Linked DNA regions of Homo sapiens: regions 1 and 2 are each linked to region 3. Evidence: chromatin loops called from intact Hi-C (ENCODE). Cell type or tissue: IMR-90. All regions are shown on one strand. Links, peaks and the distances in the headings refer to the core of each region. The heading gives the core; the rest is flanking DNA.

Region 1 (5,745 bases), core at 517-5,516, 740 kb before region 3:
ACAATGAGATACTACCTAATATACATTAGGATAGCTACTATCAACAAAGACAGAAAACACCAAATGTTGGTGAGGATGTGGAGAAAATGGAACCCTCGTGCTCTGTTGGTGGGAATGCAAAATGTTGTAGCACTATGGAAACCAGTATGTCAGTTCTCAAGAAAATTTGAAAATAGAATTAATGTATAATCTAGCAATTCAACCTCTCAGTAAATGCCCCCAACAAGTTGAAAGTAGGGTCTCACATACACACACACACACACACACACACACATATATACACATATATACACACACACACACACACACACACACACACATTCACATACTTTTTTTTTTTTTTTTTGAGACAGAGTCCCACTCTGTCGCCCAGGCTAGAGTGCAGTGGCGTGATCTCCGCTCACTGCAACCTCAGCCTCCCGGGTTCAAGTGATTCTCCTGCCTCAGCCTCTCAAATAGCTGGGACTACAGGTGCCAGCCACCACGTCCGGCTAATTTTTGTATTTTTAGTAGAAGCAGGGTTTCACCATGTTGGCCAGGCTGGTCTCAAACTCCCGACATAAAATAATCCACCCACAAAGTACTGGGATTACAGGCGTGAGCCACCATGCCCGGCCTCAAAGATATTATTTGTACACCAACAGTCCATAGCAGCATTATTCACAATAGCCAAGAGGTGGAAGCAACCCAAGTATACAGCCATGGACAAATGAAAACATGCAGTGTATACATTCAATGGATTACTATTCGGCCTTAAAAAGGAAGGAAATTCTGACATGTACTACAAATTGGATGAACCTAGAGGGCATTATGCTAAAGAAATAAGCCAGTCACAAAAAGAGAATACTGTATGCTTTCCCTTATATAAGGTATCCGGAATAGCCAAATTCAGAGACTGAAAGAAAAATTGGTGGCTGGGTGAAGGCGGAAATGAGAAATTGTTGAATGGGTAGGTACAGAGTTTCAGTTCTGCAATATGAAGAGTTCTAGAAATAAGGTGCAAAATCATGTGAATATAGTTAACACTAGTGACCTATATACATTTAAAAATGCTTAATATGGCAAATTTTATGTGTATTTTACCTGAAGTTTTTTAAAACAGTAAAATAAAACTATACCATCCCTGTGCACCCAGAATTTGGTCTACTAGTTACTTTCAATCACTACATACATTTAAGTAATCTGATAAAAGGCAAAGAGAAAAAAACTATGTAAAATAAATGCTTCTGATACTTATTACCAAACTGTCCTCCACAGAGTGGACCAAATGAATTTACATCAACAATATGTTAAGAGTTCCCATTTCCACAACCCCATGTCATTACAAAGAATATCTTTTCTTTTTTCTTTTTTTTGAGGCAGAGTTTCACTCTCGTTGCCCAGGCTGGAGTGCAATGGCACAATCTTGGCTCACCGCAACCTCCACCTACTGGGTTCAAGCGATTCTCCTGTCTTAGCCTCCCGAGCAGCTAGGATTACAGTTGCCTGCCACTACACCCAGCTAATTTTTGTATTTTTAGTAGAAACAGGGTTTCTCCATGTTGGTCAGGCTGGTCTTGAACTCCTGACCTCAGATGATCCGCCCGCCTCGGCTTCCCATAGTGCTGGGATTACAGGCATGAGCCACCGCGCCCGGCCTGTTTTGTTAAAACTGTAACTAACTCAAGCATGAAAACCATATCTCCTTTTGCTTTTTTTAAATTATTTTACTTCTAGGAATTTATGAGAAGACTATCACAGATAAGCCAAAACTTAGTTGAAGGGTGATTCAGAGCAATGTTTTCAGTATCAAACTGGAAGTAACATAAATGCCAAAAGGTGATTTAAAGCACTGTTCTTCAATAGCAAGGAACTGGAAGAAATATAAACGCTAAACAGTTAGCTGGCTAAACAAATACTACTTCCATAGAACAATGTAATTTAGCTATTAAATGAGATTTATAATCACATGAAAATTTTTATAGTAAATGTGCAAAAAGACACTATATAAAATGACATGTACAGTCTGATTCTATCCTTCTAAATCTTGCCAAAAGGTATTCAATGGGTGATAAAAATTTTGGATGGTATCTGCATGTGCTTATCAATGGTTTTTCAACTATGATAAGCATGTACTACTTTTGCAATAAAAAAAAAAACTGCCAGGTGCAGTGGCTCACACCTGTAATCCCAACACTCTGGGAGGCGAGGGCAGGTGGATCACCTACCTGAGCCCAGCAGTTCGAGACCAGCCTGGGCAACACGGTGAAACACTGTCTCTACAAAAAGCACAAAAATTAGTCGGGAGTCGTGGCACTCGCCTGTAGTCCCAGCTACTCGGGAGGCTGATCACCTGAGCCCTGGGAGGTCGAGGGTGCAGTCAGTCATGATTGTGCCACTGAGCTCCAACCTGGGTAACAGAGTGAGACCTTGTCTCAAAACACACACACACACACTTCACTGCTACCACCCACTGTAGTTCAGGCTTTTACTGCTGAGCACATTTTTCTAATTAAGTTGCATCTGGTCTCCCTACTGCTAATCTCTCTCCAATCTAATCCACTCAACAACTATAACCATTTTCAGACACTGCCAACACCACCACTCCTTTCTTCCCTTTGGCCTGTTATCAACCTCTACTGGGCCTGACATTCAAGTGCCCTCCACAATGTGGCTCCAAACTACTTTTCAATCTCATCTCACTTCTAAGAACTGATACAGTAACAACAAAATGTAATCTTTGTTAGCAGTTTATTAAGGACTTCGTCTCAAGAAAGCGTAACTGCCTATATGCATCATTGTTTTAACCATCAGAGTTCTATGAATGCCTCTCTTGACAGTAATTAGCATTAGTATTGATATTACATTTCCATTCCATGAATGAGTGAACAGGCACAAAGGGCAATAGAGTGTAAATTCCTCTCTGTTACATACTTTAACGTAAAAGAATGAACACTGGCTTAAGGACTCTGGTTTCATCTGTAGCTCCCGCTCTTCCACTAGATGGCACTATTACTCTTTACAAATTCAGTACTTATACAATGCTAAGGATTACTACTGTTCATTTCTTATTCACGTTATTCTCACATATTGTTAGTGTTATTCTCCTACAGAAGGGGAAAAAATGCAAGCTGGTAAAATAATTTTACAATTTCAAGACGATAATTTACTCCTTTGTTCAAAATGCTCAACTGCAGCTCTACAAACTGCATGCCTTGAACACACAGCCCACTTAAGACTTTTTAAGTACTGGACTCTGCTAAAATGATTTAACCAATTATGTTGGATATAATTTTATTCAAAATCCTCAAGTGTCTTTCAATCATTTTTATTTATTAAAGTATCATTCTTTTCTGATTTAGCTACAAGTAAGTTACCAATTTTAAATATATACCTCTTCCAAGTTACACTTTTTTTTTTTTTTTTTAAAGAAGGAGTCTCGCTCTGTCGCCCAGGCTGGAGTGCAGTGGCGCAATCTCGGCTCACTGCAAGCTCTGCCTCCTGGGTTCACGCCATTCTCCTGCCTCACACTCCCGAGTGGCTGGGACTACAGGCGCCCGCCACCACGCCCAACTAATTTTTTCTATTTTTAGTAGAGACGGGGTTTCACCGTGATAGCCAGGATGGTCTCGATGTCCTGACCTCGTGATCCACCCGCCTCGGCCTCCCAAAGTGCTAGGATTACAGGCGTGAGCCACCGCTCCCAGCCCCAAGTTACATTTCTAATGGCATTCATTTACTTAACACAAACACCTGAGTGCCTACCAGGAGACAGAAACTACTCTAAGCATTGAGGGCATGGTAATAAATATGAAAAACAAAACAAGGTTCATCTCATGAAACTCACATCCTAGTGGCAGGTGCACATGAAAACTAAGTATATAAAGTATTAATAGAAAGAATATGGAAGAAAAACAAAAACCAAAATGACAATGTAATACAGTTGGGAAGAGGGGGCCAGAGGAATGAGTAGATGGGACCAAAAGAAAAGGATGTAGGACTCTCTGAAGACTTGACATAGGAATATAAACCTGAGTGGAAAAGGAACCAGCTAAGGAAAGAGCAGGAGGCAAGAGCATTCCAGTCCCTCTCTGTTAACAATCAGCAAAGCAAAAAGCTCTGATTTTAGAACATGCTTGATATACCTGAAAAACAAAATGCAAGCCAAGATGATACAAGATGAGGTTAAATGGTGTCTGAGTTCAAAATAAGATCCAAAAGTGTAATGGGGACCATTGATTTTTTTTTTTTTTTTTTTTTTGGAGACAGAGTCTCGCTCTGTCGCCCAGGCTGGAGTGCAGTGGCGTGATCTTGGCTCACTGCAAGCTCCACCTCCCGGGTTCACGCCATTCTCCTGCCTCAGTCTCCCGAGCAGCCGGGACTACAGGAGCCCACCACCACGCCTGGCTAATTTTTTATATTTTTAGTAGAGATGGGGTTTCACCGTGTTAGCTGGGATGGTCTCGATCTCCTGACCTCGTCATCCACCCGCCTCAGCCTCCCAAAGTGCTGGGATTACAGGCATGAGCCACCGCGCCTGGCCCATTGATGAGTTTCTAAAGAGGAGTGTGATGGGATCTGATTTCTTAAAAGATCCATATGGTTGCAATGATGTAGGGAGATATGAGAGGGAGCAGAAGATCATCTTATAAGCCAGGTAGTACATGACAACCACTTAGACAGGGGTGGTTTGGCAGCAGTTATGAAACATGTATGTTACAGTTCTACTTAATTAAGACATAAAAAGTCTTCCATTTATATGATAGAGCAAACTCATGTTTATCTGCTCCCTCCCAATAAGTCACTAAAATAATAAAGCAATTTACACAGGCAGAAATCCACAAGCACAGAGGAAAGTGGACCACAGCATACCAATGTCAAGAACCTGTTGGACGGCCGGGTGTGGTGGCTCACGCCTGTAATCTCAGCACTCTGGGGGACCGAGGTGAGCGGGTCACCTGAGGTCAGGAGTTTGAGACAAGCCTGGCCAACATGGCAAAACCCTGTCTCTACTAAAAACACAAAAATTAGACAGCCGTGATGGCGCGCACCTGTAATCCCAGCTACTCAGGAGGCTGAGGCAGGAGAACTGCTTGAACCCAGGAGGCAGAGGTTGCAGCGAGCTGAGATCACGCCACTGCAGTCCAGCCTGGGTGAGAGAGTGAGACTCCATCTGAAAGAATGGAAGGGGAAGGAAAGGAATGGAAAGGACGAACCTGTTGGAAGATGAGGACAGCTGCAACAGGAAATAATGACCGAAAGTAATGTAATTCATCCTGAGGAATTCTGGATATGTTCCGGACTTTGCAGTACCAGTCTCCTTAATATGTAATGATAAGTCTTAAGGTTGACAAGAAGGATCAACTAAAACTCTACACGAATCTGGTAAAACCCTTATCCCATATAACTAAAAGATGGAAGATAAGAAGCTCAGCAAAAGAGTGTGCGCATCTAGGGACCCAAATCACAGTGCTAAGAGGTAAAAGCACTGTTCAAAAAACAGATGTCCTATGTTATCTAACCAGCAAATCTGGTGTGTTTTCCTCTGGAGAAAATGAATGGCCTTGGACAGAAGGCTTATAGATAATATTCAGAAATCATCAAAGAAGGCAATAAGACTGGTTAACAGGATCAAGTCTTTAACATGAATCAGCAATTTCATCTTTAGAAATTTATCAGAATTATTAACGGATCAATATGTGAGTGAAAAGTTAACTGAAGAGATGTTCTCTGAAATTCTGTTAAGAATAGAAAAGCAATAAAAAT
Region 2 (5,745 bases), core at 517-5,516, 180 kb before region 3:
AGACATTAATGAATAAATGAAACAAGACCCAACTAAATGCTGCTTACAAGAAACCCACTTATAATGCTATAGGTGGTTTAAAAGCAAAAGGATGCAGGAGAAAAAAACATGCAAACACTAATCAAAAGAAGGTGAAGTGACTATATTAATTATTAGAAGAAGTAGGCTTCAGAGCAAAGAAAATAATTAGAGGCAAAGCAGACATTATAATGACAAAAGAATCAGGTCACCCAGAAAACTAGAGCTTCAAAATTCATAAAGCAAAAACAGAACTGAAATAAGAAATAGAAAAAATTCTGTTGTAGTTGGAGACTTCAATACTTCTTTTTTGGTAATCAATAGAATTGACAGACTGAAAATCAGCAAGGCTATGAAGGAACTGAATGGCACCATCAACCAAATAGTTCTAATTGACATCTTTAGAAAACACTACCCAACTACAGAGAATACATATTACTTTCAAATATGCATAAAACATTCACCAATATAAATCATATCATGGGTCACAAAATAAACCATAACCAATTTAAAATAATTGAAATACTGTAATTTCTGACTGGAATAAAATTAAACTGTAAATCAGTAACGGAAGGAGAACATGAATATGTCCAAACTCTTAGAAATTAACACACTTCTAAATAATCCATGTGTTGAGGAATTCTCAATGGAAGTTAGCAAACGTTTTGTACTAAATGAAAATACAACACATCAGATTTGTGGGATGTGGTTGAAGCAATGCATGAGGGAAATTTCTAGCATTACCTGCATATATTAGAAAAGAGGGAAATAATAATGTAAGCACCTACCTTAAGAAACTAGAGTAAGAAAAGTAAAATAAAACCAAATAAGTAGAAGGAAGAAAATAATAAAAGTAGAAATTGATGAAGTTGAAAGCGGAGAAAAAAATAGAGAAAATCAATGAAACAAAAAGCTGATTCTGTGAAAAGAAAAATAAAATTGACCAACAAGAATGACAAATGAAAAAAGAGAAGATATGCATTGCTAACATTAAGAATGAAAGGGGATTAAACTTCACTTCAATGAATTATGACAGAATACTATGAACAACTCTCAGCACATAAAATTGATACATTAGATGAAATGGATCAATTCCTTAAATGGATCATTTCCTTAAAAACCACAAACTACCAAAACCCACCCAAGATGAAATGATAACCTGACTAGCCCCATTACTGTAACTATTAAAGAAATTTAATTTGCAGTTAACCTTCTTAACAAAATATCTCCAGCCCCAAACAGTTGCCTGGTGAATTCCACCAAACATTTAAAGATAAAATAAAACCAATTTTACAAAATCTCTTCCAGAAAACAGAAGAGGAGGAAACACTTCCCAATTCATTTTATGAGGTCAGTATTACCATGGTATGAAAACCAGACATAAAATACACTGAACAATATTTATTATGAACAAAGATGCAAAAAATCCTCAACAAATATTAGTAAATCAAATCCAGCAATATATGAAAAGAGTAATATGCCATGGTCAAAAAGGATGCAAGACTCATTGAGTATTTGAAATTCAGTTAGTATAACCTACTGCATTAACAATCTGAAGAAGAAAAAACACAATCATATCAGTTGATGTAGAAGAAGCATTTGACAAAATTCATTCATTCATGATTTACAAAAAGCTCTTAGCAGACTAGAAATTGGAGAAACTTTCTCATCTTGATAAAAGACAATTTACAAAAACATATGTCTAACATCATAATTAATAGTAAAGGATTATTAATGCTTTCTCCCTAATATTAGGAACAAGGCAAGGGTGTTCACTCTCACCACGCCCATTGAATATTATACTGAAAGTCTTCACTAGTGCAATAGGGATGGGAAGAGGGATATAGATTGGGAAGGAAGAAATAAAATTGTTCTTTTTCACAAACAGCATTATTGTCTATGTACAAAATTCCAGGAAATCTACAAAAACAAAACAAAAAATCAAACACTCCTAGAATTAATGTTTAACAAAGTTATAGGATATAAGGCCAATATACAAATTCAATTTTGTTTCTATATACTAACAATAAACAATTAGGAATGGAAAGGTTTTTAAAACACCGTTTGTAATAGCTCCAAAGAATGTGAACTACTTATAATTTTGGCAAAAAATACCATCCCAAACAAACATATATTGCATCTATAGTTGAAAACTATAGAACACTGATAAAAGCAATCTGCGAAGATGTATAATAAATAGACATAACAGGTTTATAGGTTAGAAGATTCAGCAGAGTAAAGATGTCAGTTCTCCTAGAATTTATAGATTAACATTATTTCCAGAAAGATTTTGTTGTTGTTGTTGATTTAGACAAGCTGCTTCCAGAATTTGTATTAAAAGGCAAAAGAACAAGAATGGCTGAACCAATTTTGAAAAAGAAGAACGAATAGGAAGAATCATACTACCTGATTTTAACATTTACTCTAAAGCTATGGTGATCCAGATTGTGTGGCATTGGCAAAGGGTTGGACAGACCAATGGGACAGAAACAGACCCGTACAAACACAACCAGTTGATTTTTGGCAAATTTGCCAAAGCAATGAAATAGAAAAAGGACAGTCTCTTTAACAAATGGCATTAGTTGGACCTATGAAAAAAAAATGAACCTCAATCTATGCTTCTTTGTACAACAGTTATCTCAAATTGGATCATAGAGCTACATATAAAGAGGAGAAACTACATATTTTTAGAAGAACACATAAGAGAAAATCTTTGTGACTTCTAGTTAGGCAAGGAGTTTTCCCACCACTTCTCATGACCCACAGCTGGGTAAGGTTAGCCTGGAGAGCTTGCTCCCTGTTTTCTGTTTTTGAGAGTTGTTCAGCGTGTGCTTCTGTTCATTGGAGGCACTGTTCTAACTCATTCCTCACCACACCCCTGCAAAATAGATAGTATGGTATAGCCGTGTCATTTTTGAGATGAAGAAACTGAAGCACAGAAAGATGAATAAATATACCTTGAGTGTAATAAGTTCCATGAGTGGCAGAACAGGAAATGCTCTCTTCCTAGACCTGTGGTGCCATCTACCTCTGTGTTCTGATAGACAGTCTCAGCCTCCACATTCTTCTTGAAAACACAAATCATGAATTTTCATGGCTCCTGTGACCCAGACGTGTGTTTTCAGGGCATCTGTTTTGTTCTTCTGTGTGGGTTTTATTCTCAGGCCCACGTTTGAGGTTGGTGGGTTTTTGCTGCTTGTAGTGCAATATTAACCCACATGAATCTATTTAGCGCCATCTCGTGTCTGGAGCGGTTTACAGGCCGGATTGCTTTAGTAGTAGTGGGTAGGTACAAAAAAGATGTAGTGGGAAAGATTTGATTACCAAAATATGAAAAATTAGCGTGATCGGACACTTGAATTCCATTAGACATGAACTTTGTAGTGATGCACCTCTTCCAGTATGATCCAGTTAATAGAATGTTGCGGGGAACAGATCAAGTCAGCTTTTAAACCTTAGTTTGCCTTCTCCCATTGTAATAGTGTCCTGGCTTCTTGGGCACTTGGCCAGTACCAGAGGCCCTGAGCTCTTGGGGGGAGGCCTTCAGTCCCAGCTTCTCAGCCTTGTGGAGAGTCTTCCCCGTGGATATACCTTCCAGAAGGCTAAAGAGTCTACCTTCTCTCTCCCTGTGTGGTTAGCTGATTTAAAGGAAGGTGCCAAAATGTACCTCAGGATTGGCCTTTTCAGCAGCGGGACTCAGAATGGGAAAAGGACAGTGGAGCAAACTCCTCTTCCATGGAGACTTGCCAGTTTGTTTGGGAAGGGAAGGAGGGAAGAAATGGGAAAAAATAGGGCAGAATGTGCCGAATTCTTGGAGCTCTTCCATGAGGTAGGGGCTGCATCTTTCTGCAGGAGGGTGGGGGTGGTGGTGGTAAGAAAGGATGCACTAGTAAAAAAATTCTAAAAACAAAAGCATGTAACACCTCACATTATTCAGTCTTATTTTTGTTCTTTTTTTTTTTTTTAACATATTTTACTTTTCCATTACAGAAGTAATCGATGCTCATGTTAGAAAGCTGGGAAAATAGGAAAAATACATCCAAAGAATATATACTCAATCACAATGGTTAATATTTTATGGATTTCCTTTTCTTCTTTGTATGCATGAAGATTGGAGTGTTATAACTGGGCACGGTGGCTTATGCCTGTAATCCAGGCACTTTGGGATTCCAAGGCTGGTGGATCACTTGAGCCCAGGAGTTTGAAACCAGCCTGGATAGCAGAAGGAGACCCTATCTCTACAGAAAAAAAAAAAAAATAGCTTGGTGTGGTGGCATGTGTCTGTGGTCCCAGCTACTCAGGAGGCTGAGATGGGAGGATCATTTGAGCCTGGGTGGATAAGGCTGCAGTGAGCCATGATGGCACCACTGCTCCAACGTGGGTGACAGCGTGAGACCGTGTCTCAACTAAAAGAAGATTTGAGTGTTTAATAATGTGATGTTGCTTTTTACTTATTTTATTTAATTATGTGATGTTGCTTTTTACTTATACTTGCTTTTTACTTATTTTATGAGAAACATTTTACAAGTTAGGACATAGCTTTGGTAAATGACTGTGTACGCTGAGTTCTAGGACCATGACAGGTATTTGTGTTTTAGTTATTATTTTGGTATATTAAATAATGCTTCAGTGAACACCTTTGCTTCCTTTTTTATTTTGTTTAAACTTAGAGCTATTTCCTTAGAATAGGTTTCCCAAATCATGATGACTGGGAAAGGGCTTGAAGAGGACTTCGAGGCTCTTAGTATAAACACATACGTGCTCACCCACCCTGGCTGGAAGTGGGCTCTGCTACTTAGGCAGTGATGGAGATTTTGGTCACATCCCTTCACTTCTCAGAGCCTCAGTTTTTTCTTCTTCCAAATGGAGGTAAAAATACCCACTGCATATGGCTTTTCTATTAATAATACCTATAAAGTCCCTCTGGAGAACTTGGCACACAGTGAGCGCTAAATACATGGTAACTTTACAAAATAATTATAGTTCTAGATAGCCTTATTACAGGTTTCTACCAGTTTGCCCTACCACCAGCAATGCATGAAGTTATTTAACCTCTCTAGTGTTTGATACATAATCATTTCTTTTTAAAATACCTTTGCCAATTTGAGTGAAAACACTACCTTATTATTATTTTAATTTGCATTTGTTTTATTATAGTGAGAGTGAAAAATTTTGCATGCTATTATAAACAAGTTTGTTGTCTCTCATATAAAATGCCTTTTTTCTATTGGCATTTAATATTGTCTTACTAGTTTGTATTAACTATTTAAAGAAATTATTCTTTAACATATTTGTTGTCATAGATCCACTTATCTAGTATAATTTTATATCAAACTTTCATATGCTGCATTCAAATGCTGCATACAGATTTCTCATTAGGATGAGAAATGTGATTATAATTGTAATCTCTTTGTAATAAATTCTGTGAATTTTTTTATTGTATCTATAATTTTACTTGCAAATTATGACAATATGTATTTCCAACAATTTTGTATCTTATCATTTTTCATATCTTATTAAATTTGCCTGAAATTCTATAGCAGTGTTAAATAATCCATGGGTTTAATGAGCATCATTTAAAAATTATTTCTGATTAGTAGGAATATCTCTAGTGTTTTACCATTAAATAGACTATGAATCTGTTATTTCTCAAAATATACTGCTTATTGTGTCAAGGATATGTCCAAATAATTTTTAAATTTTTTGAGTTATTACATATTTAGGAGC
Region 3 (5,745 bases), core at 549-5,548:
TTTTAGATTGTCTTTTTAGTCTTGATAATATCCTTTGAAACACAAAAGTTTTTAAGTTTAATGAAGTCCAGTTTATCTACTTTGGTCACTTCTGCTTTGGGTATCATATCTAAGCACATTAATCCAAAGTCATGAAGATTTCTACTTTATTTTCTTCTAAGAGTCATGTAGTTTTGGATAGCATTTTTTAGGCCCTTTTACTTTAAATACAAGTTGTATGTTTACTTCATTATTCGTCTCAAAAAGAGTAAGCCAGTGTCCCTTATTTTAAAAAATCCATATTCAAGCTGTGCAAATTAGAGTGATCAAAATTTTTTGTCTATAAATAGTGGTATCATTTGCGTAATGTTGTTTGTTCCACAGAAAGCTTTCCCTCTGTCTCCCACTGTGTTCTTTCTCATTTCCTAATAACTAAAATTTGGGTACTTATCTGCTCATGTAATTTCTTTTACAACATTTTAAAACAAATAATGTTTAATAATTTTTGTTTACAAATTAAGTAGTTAAAATAAATTTATTTTCTGCTTCTTTGGTGTTTCCTAATTAAATTAATATTATATATAATATCACAAGAAATGTTTAAAAATATTTACTCAGAAAACAGCATCTACTTAGAAGCTATGAATTAACATGTTATTCATAATATGTTCATGTCTATTTTAAGTGTTCATTCCAAAGAATTTCTAAGCAACATTTCTTTATTCCTATTGAATTGTCATATAATCTAGAAATGGTGCAATACTTTTCGAAAATACCACTTTAACATTTTTCTTACAAAAGTTTTACATATATCCATTTTAGAAAAATGTTAAAACACAGATACGCAAAGTGAAAAAGTAATCTGTTGAGGTCCTGCCACCTAGATATAATCTCCATCAGTGGGAAAGTGAGTTGAACTTCTGTTTGCATTTTCACTTGAGAAGACTCTTGAAATTCAAAGCCCCAGGAATGAAGGACAGTGTCTTCTTACTGAGAGTGTGGCTTGTTGGTTTCTTTATTATTATTATTATTATTATTATTATTATTATTATTATTTATTTTAAGTTCTCACATTGGTTTCTTACTGAGAGATTTTAGACAAGTAATTTTTATTTCTTAAAACGGAAGTCATTGCTATTACTGTTTTTTCCTTGCAGATTCCACTCCTTTTTACTCTTTATGGGCCATCCACCTTATGCAATTCGGGAAGTGAACATAAACAAATTCTGCAGGATTATTAGTGAATTTGCACTAGAGTATCGCACAACCAGGGAAAGGGTTTTGCAGCAGAAACAGAAACGGGCCAACCACAGAGAGAGAAATAAGACCAGAGGGAAGATGATCACCGATGTAAGTTTCACACAATCCCTCTCCTTATGTCATTCGTTTTCAAAGTAAGATCAGTCAGGAATCCTCCCCACAGTTAAAAGCTGTGCTTTTTTTTTTTTTTTTTTTTTTTTTTTTGACTATAAAAAATTATCTCTTTTAAAAAGTGCTCTTAAAGTACTCCTCCACCATTTCTGTGAAAATCTGCTAAATAACAAGGAGCTAGGAGATGTAAAGTTCAGAACGTGTGGCTAGAAGAGGAACATGGAACCCATTTTGGTGTGTTGCATGTTGCTGATGACATTAAATGTTTGATTCTATTTTTGTCCTCTGTGATGTGGGTAAAGTTGGATGAAGACAAGTAAAATATAAAAGATAATGCCGCTTATCATAGAAAGACAAATGTACTGATTGGGGCATTGATTCAGAATTTTAATCATCATAACGGTGCTGTGTAACCAATCAGTTGACACATGGACCACCCATTGTGGGCATCTGAATAAACTGATGTGATTGCTCCAAGATACAATCTAATGGGCTCTTGCCAGTCCCTTGAATCACAGGACATCAGGGTGGAAAGAGTTCCCAGAGGACAGTGAATCCAGTAGGAGTTTCCCCATAGCACCCTGGGGAGCCCCTGCACACTTACATGTCTCCCCTGCTCCCGGGCTCTTTCCCCATCTCTCCTGTCTCAGCCCCAAGCCTACCTAGGTCTTGGGGGGCAGTGGATATTCAGATGACAGATGCTCAGTAAAGTGGAGGGTAAAGGGATGCATGACGATGCCAGAGACCAACGGAGGTACATAGTGCAGGTTCCTTTTTCTTAATGTGCCTTTACGAAACATAAAAACCAGGCTAGCATCTCACTTACCTCATCCATTACTGTAAGGTCAGTTCCAGGCAAAAGGCTGAAATTTTCTGGGAATCCTCCTTTAGTCACTATTTATTCTTTCTTGAACAGACTCAACGATAATAAAGTCATCTTTTTTGATATTGACAGGTCATATTTGGAACTTGTTGAAGGACTCTAGAGTGTGATTTTTTTTCATGGTTTGGATTGTTGCCCATGGATTTCTCCCATCTGTGCGTGCATTTGAGTAGCACATGGACTTCTGGCAATAGAGGGAATGGAATGAGGAAAGGATTAAGCCACAGGGCGTGCCATCATCTGGGCAGTTACACATTTCAACTGAACCCTAGTTAGGCAGATTTTTGCTGGGGGAGGAAGAAAACCAATTAGGAAGACCTCACTGAAGCCGCCCTATGTGCACAGACATGTGTGTATGTAGTCAGCCAAGCAGAGGGCACTTGGTTACTGCTCTCTAGAAGTCCACATTCCTGAGGGTCTGACTTACATGGAAGGCCAGACACATTAACTTAGCAATTTTGTTATAATTTTAAGAACCACGGGATAATCATTTCTCTTACCATCCACCTTTGTGTAAGCTCCTTGTTTTCTTGGAATTTTCTGGACCTTTAGGAAGTGCTCAGGTCACTTTTGTGCAGAAGGAGCCCTTTCTACAGCTCTACCCTGCACCCAAGCAGTTCTGAATTCCAGTGCCATCAGCCAAGAGTCTTCTGTATCCTTTCCTGAAATCTCAGTTCAGTAGGATCCACAGCCTCTTGGAAGACAGCAACCCAGGAAGCATGTTGGATCCACTTGGGCAAACTGTGGCCCACATTTTATTCATAGTATTATTTTTGAAAGTTTAAAAAAAGAGATTGCTTATTTTGTGGCTATGAGACACATACAAGCCGAATATGCTTATAGTTATGTGGACACATCAAAATTTCTTGCTAAATTCTTGAGATTTTTTACAGATCCCACTAATTTTTAAATTCTTTCTCTTAAAACATTTGGCTTTCCCAATCATAAACAGAGGTGAATGTTTCTAGAGTTTGATTCAAAAATATTTAAATTCCCATTAAAATCTGGACAGGATAGGCTTCGTCAGGATTCATTCTCAGCCTAGTCCATGTTTTTAATGGCCAAAGTGGCATCATTCATGTAGAAGGATTGCCCTCTGCTGGAACATTAGGATATTGTCCCTTAAGGAAAACTACAGCCTTGGGTTTTTCCAACTCAATTATTAAGGGCTCATTGTGCATCCAGCAGTGCCTGGGACACCAAGGAAGATGTGAGTATAAAGAAAAGCTTATATCCCAAGGACATCATAACCTGGTTAAAAATGGCATATACACAACTTAAACCACTGAAAACAAAGCCAGACAGTAGACTTAGAATCACGGACCCCCTGAACGTTGGAGCTAGAAGAGATTTTAGAGAAAACTGTTTGTAGTAAGTCACCTTGAATGTACATGCTGAATAAAATGAGGATGCAAGTGGTAACATTTAGAGATGAGAGGTCTGAGGGTAAAATCTGCAGCCCCCACGCACCAGCTCCTGAGTGCCTATCCCTCTTCTTCTCCCCGTTTCTGGGTATTCAGAAGGCTTCCTTTTCATCATCCAGGGGTCCTCCCAGGCCAGGATCACTGAGCAACTAATTCCTCATCCTGTGTACAAAGTTGGTCCTAGAGCAAATGGTGACATAGACAAGGCAACACGAGGCACCTACAGCCTTTCTGCCGCATTCACACTCGTGAGGTGGGCTGTGAGAACCCAGGCTGGTCAATCCCAGGCCTCCCACGTTGGAGGGCAGTGGTAATCCTGGGTGAGACCCTTAACCCTTCTCAATGCCAGCTTCCTCTTCTATAGAAAGGGAATGATGATTACTTTTAGGGATGTTGAGCGGGCCAATATTTTATATATGTAGCACCTTGAACATGTGTGAATTTCTGGAAAAATGCCAGCCATCCCAGGTTATATAAATAAACTGTAAGAATTTTTTAAAAGAGAGTAATGGAACAGGACTGTTGTCTCTTGTCACAATGCCATTTGGATGAGGCAGCGTGGAATGTTACGGACTGGAAGTGGTTTGTCATTTTAACTTCCAAAAGCATAGTTCATTCTCAAAACACTTCAATCTGATTTGCTGGCCTGGCCCTGTAACCTCACAGACACTCCTAAATTGAAAGTGTGTTTAATTTATGATCAAGAGATTGACATGACTTTTCACTCTCAATTTATGTTAGAAGAGAGATATTTTATTTAAAGTAACTTAAAGCAGTTTAGTGCTAAAGTAATTAAAAGTATGGAGAGTCAGTTCAGGTGGCTCCCATGAGAAACAGGTGAGATGTTAAAAATAAATTAATTTCATGCTCCTGAGGAGAGAGTAATGTGAACACGCTGCTGGAGCAGTTGTCTCACTTGTCCTGGCTGGCCTGCATATGGAAGGACCAGCGGTAGCCCAGAACCAGCAGCCTGGGCAGGGAGGGATCCTGCGCTCGGGATGGGATGGGAGGGCCGGCAGCTGACAGGCAGAGCCAAGCAAATGGAAGCCAGTCCACTTAGAGGGGCCTTGATGACTGTCAGGCCGTGATGGGTTCATAAGGATGTGGCCAGCCAAGCCATATGGTTCACAGAGCAGGACACTCTCAGCACGATGCACAGCTGCGAGTGACGTTGGTGGTGGTCAGGGAATCGAGTTAGCTGACTGTTACCTCAGGGACAGCCCCAGAAGATTGGCCCGGAGCCGTGTGAGTCCCTCTGGTCATGGGTGATCTTGGAGTTCACACAAGGAGTGTCCAGATGAGGACAAGAGGGTGGGGCCTGGCAGCTCCCAACTCAAGAGGATGTATCCTGGTTGTGGTGACCAGTTTATTTACTTGGAATTTTATGTGACATTGCGATGATCTTTTTGCTGACTTCTGTGCCTTCTAAGAATCCCTTCTGTCTTTTCCGTCCTGTCCTGTCCTGTCCTCTCGGGTAGACTGATGAGGAGGAGGAAGTTGAGGTATGACCATTTATGAACATGAAGAATGCCACATTTTACCACCTCATGTATGCTCTGGTCTAACCTAACATAATCAGCATGAAGTGTCAGCACCATTCAGTGCTTTAAACAATGCATGGACATTTTTCTGGTTGGTTTTCGTGTGATCACTAACCACCTGACAGGGGCTCTCATCATGCCACGTTTGCCAGGGACTGAAGGGTTAAATGCATTTTCCGAGCTGTCCCTGAGGCCCAGCTAATCAGTAACCATGTCACAAGTGGCAGGTTTAGCAGGTCTCTCCCTGCTGCTGGAAAAGTGGACAGAGAATTTTCCTTTGGCAACTTAAATATGAGAACTAGATTCTGGAATAACCACATGAAGAGTCCTGAAATCAAAGAGGAAGTGGGGCAGTGGCCAAGGGCCAGGCTAGAGTCTCTGTCCCCAGCCAGTAGGCAGCCTCTGATGTGTGACCATTTCCTCTGCTGGTGTTAATGGCTCCCATGGGCCAACGTCCATGCAGTGGCAGATGGCAGGGGCTCTTCCCTAGACCCTGGATGCAGGTGCGAGAACCAGAGACCAAGGGGGCTAATTGGCCCTGGAAAAT

Evidence for each region. Hi-C counts contacts between places; a loop is a spot of excess contacts. Peaks named below come from ENCODE experiments on the same cell type or tissue, not always from the same donor. Only the 100,000 strongest peaks of a DNase experiment are listed, where the experiment ranks them.
Region 1: a loop joins it to region 3, with 6 times the contacts of the local background. A loop is called at or near these places in 7 of 110 quality-filtered maps.
Region 2: it touches region 3 in a loop (4-fold over the local background); 11 of 110 quality-filtered maps call a loop at or near these places.

Annotation. Positions count from the first base shown.
Region 1 is chr18:36,014,885-36,020,629 of GRCh38, forward strand. All of the region lies in intron 6 of RPRD1A (regulation of nuclear pre-mRNA domain containing 1A), which reads right to left. Among named protein-coding and RNA genes, the nearest start is that of RMP24, 45 kb to the left of the region's middle. In IMR-90, for the core only: a CTCF peak has its summit at 2,980 (motif pointing right); a DNase peak (open chromatin) is centred at 2,987.
Region 2 is chr18:36,569,182-36,574,926 of GRCh38, forward strand. All of the region lies in intron 5 of FHOD3 (formin homology 2 domain containing 3), which reads left to right. Among named protein-coding and RNA genes, the nearest start is that of TPGS2, 260 kb to the right of the region's middle. In IMR-90, for the core only: a CTCF peak has its summit at 3,252 (motif pointing left); no DNase peak of the experiment used is centred there.
Region 3 is chr18:36,753,983-36,759,727 of GRCh38, forward strand. It overlaps FHOD3 (formin homology 2 domain containing 3), which reads left to right. Exons shown (of 29, transcript NM_001281740.3): 25 at 1,137-1,329; 26 at 5,136-5,159. Among named protein-coding and RNA genes, the nearest start is that of TPGS2, 72 kb to the right of the region's middle. In IMR-90, for the core only: a CTCF peak has its summit at 3,326 (motif pointing left); a DNase peak (open chromatin) is centred at 3,309; H3K27ac peaks cover 893 bases.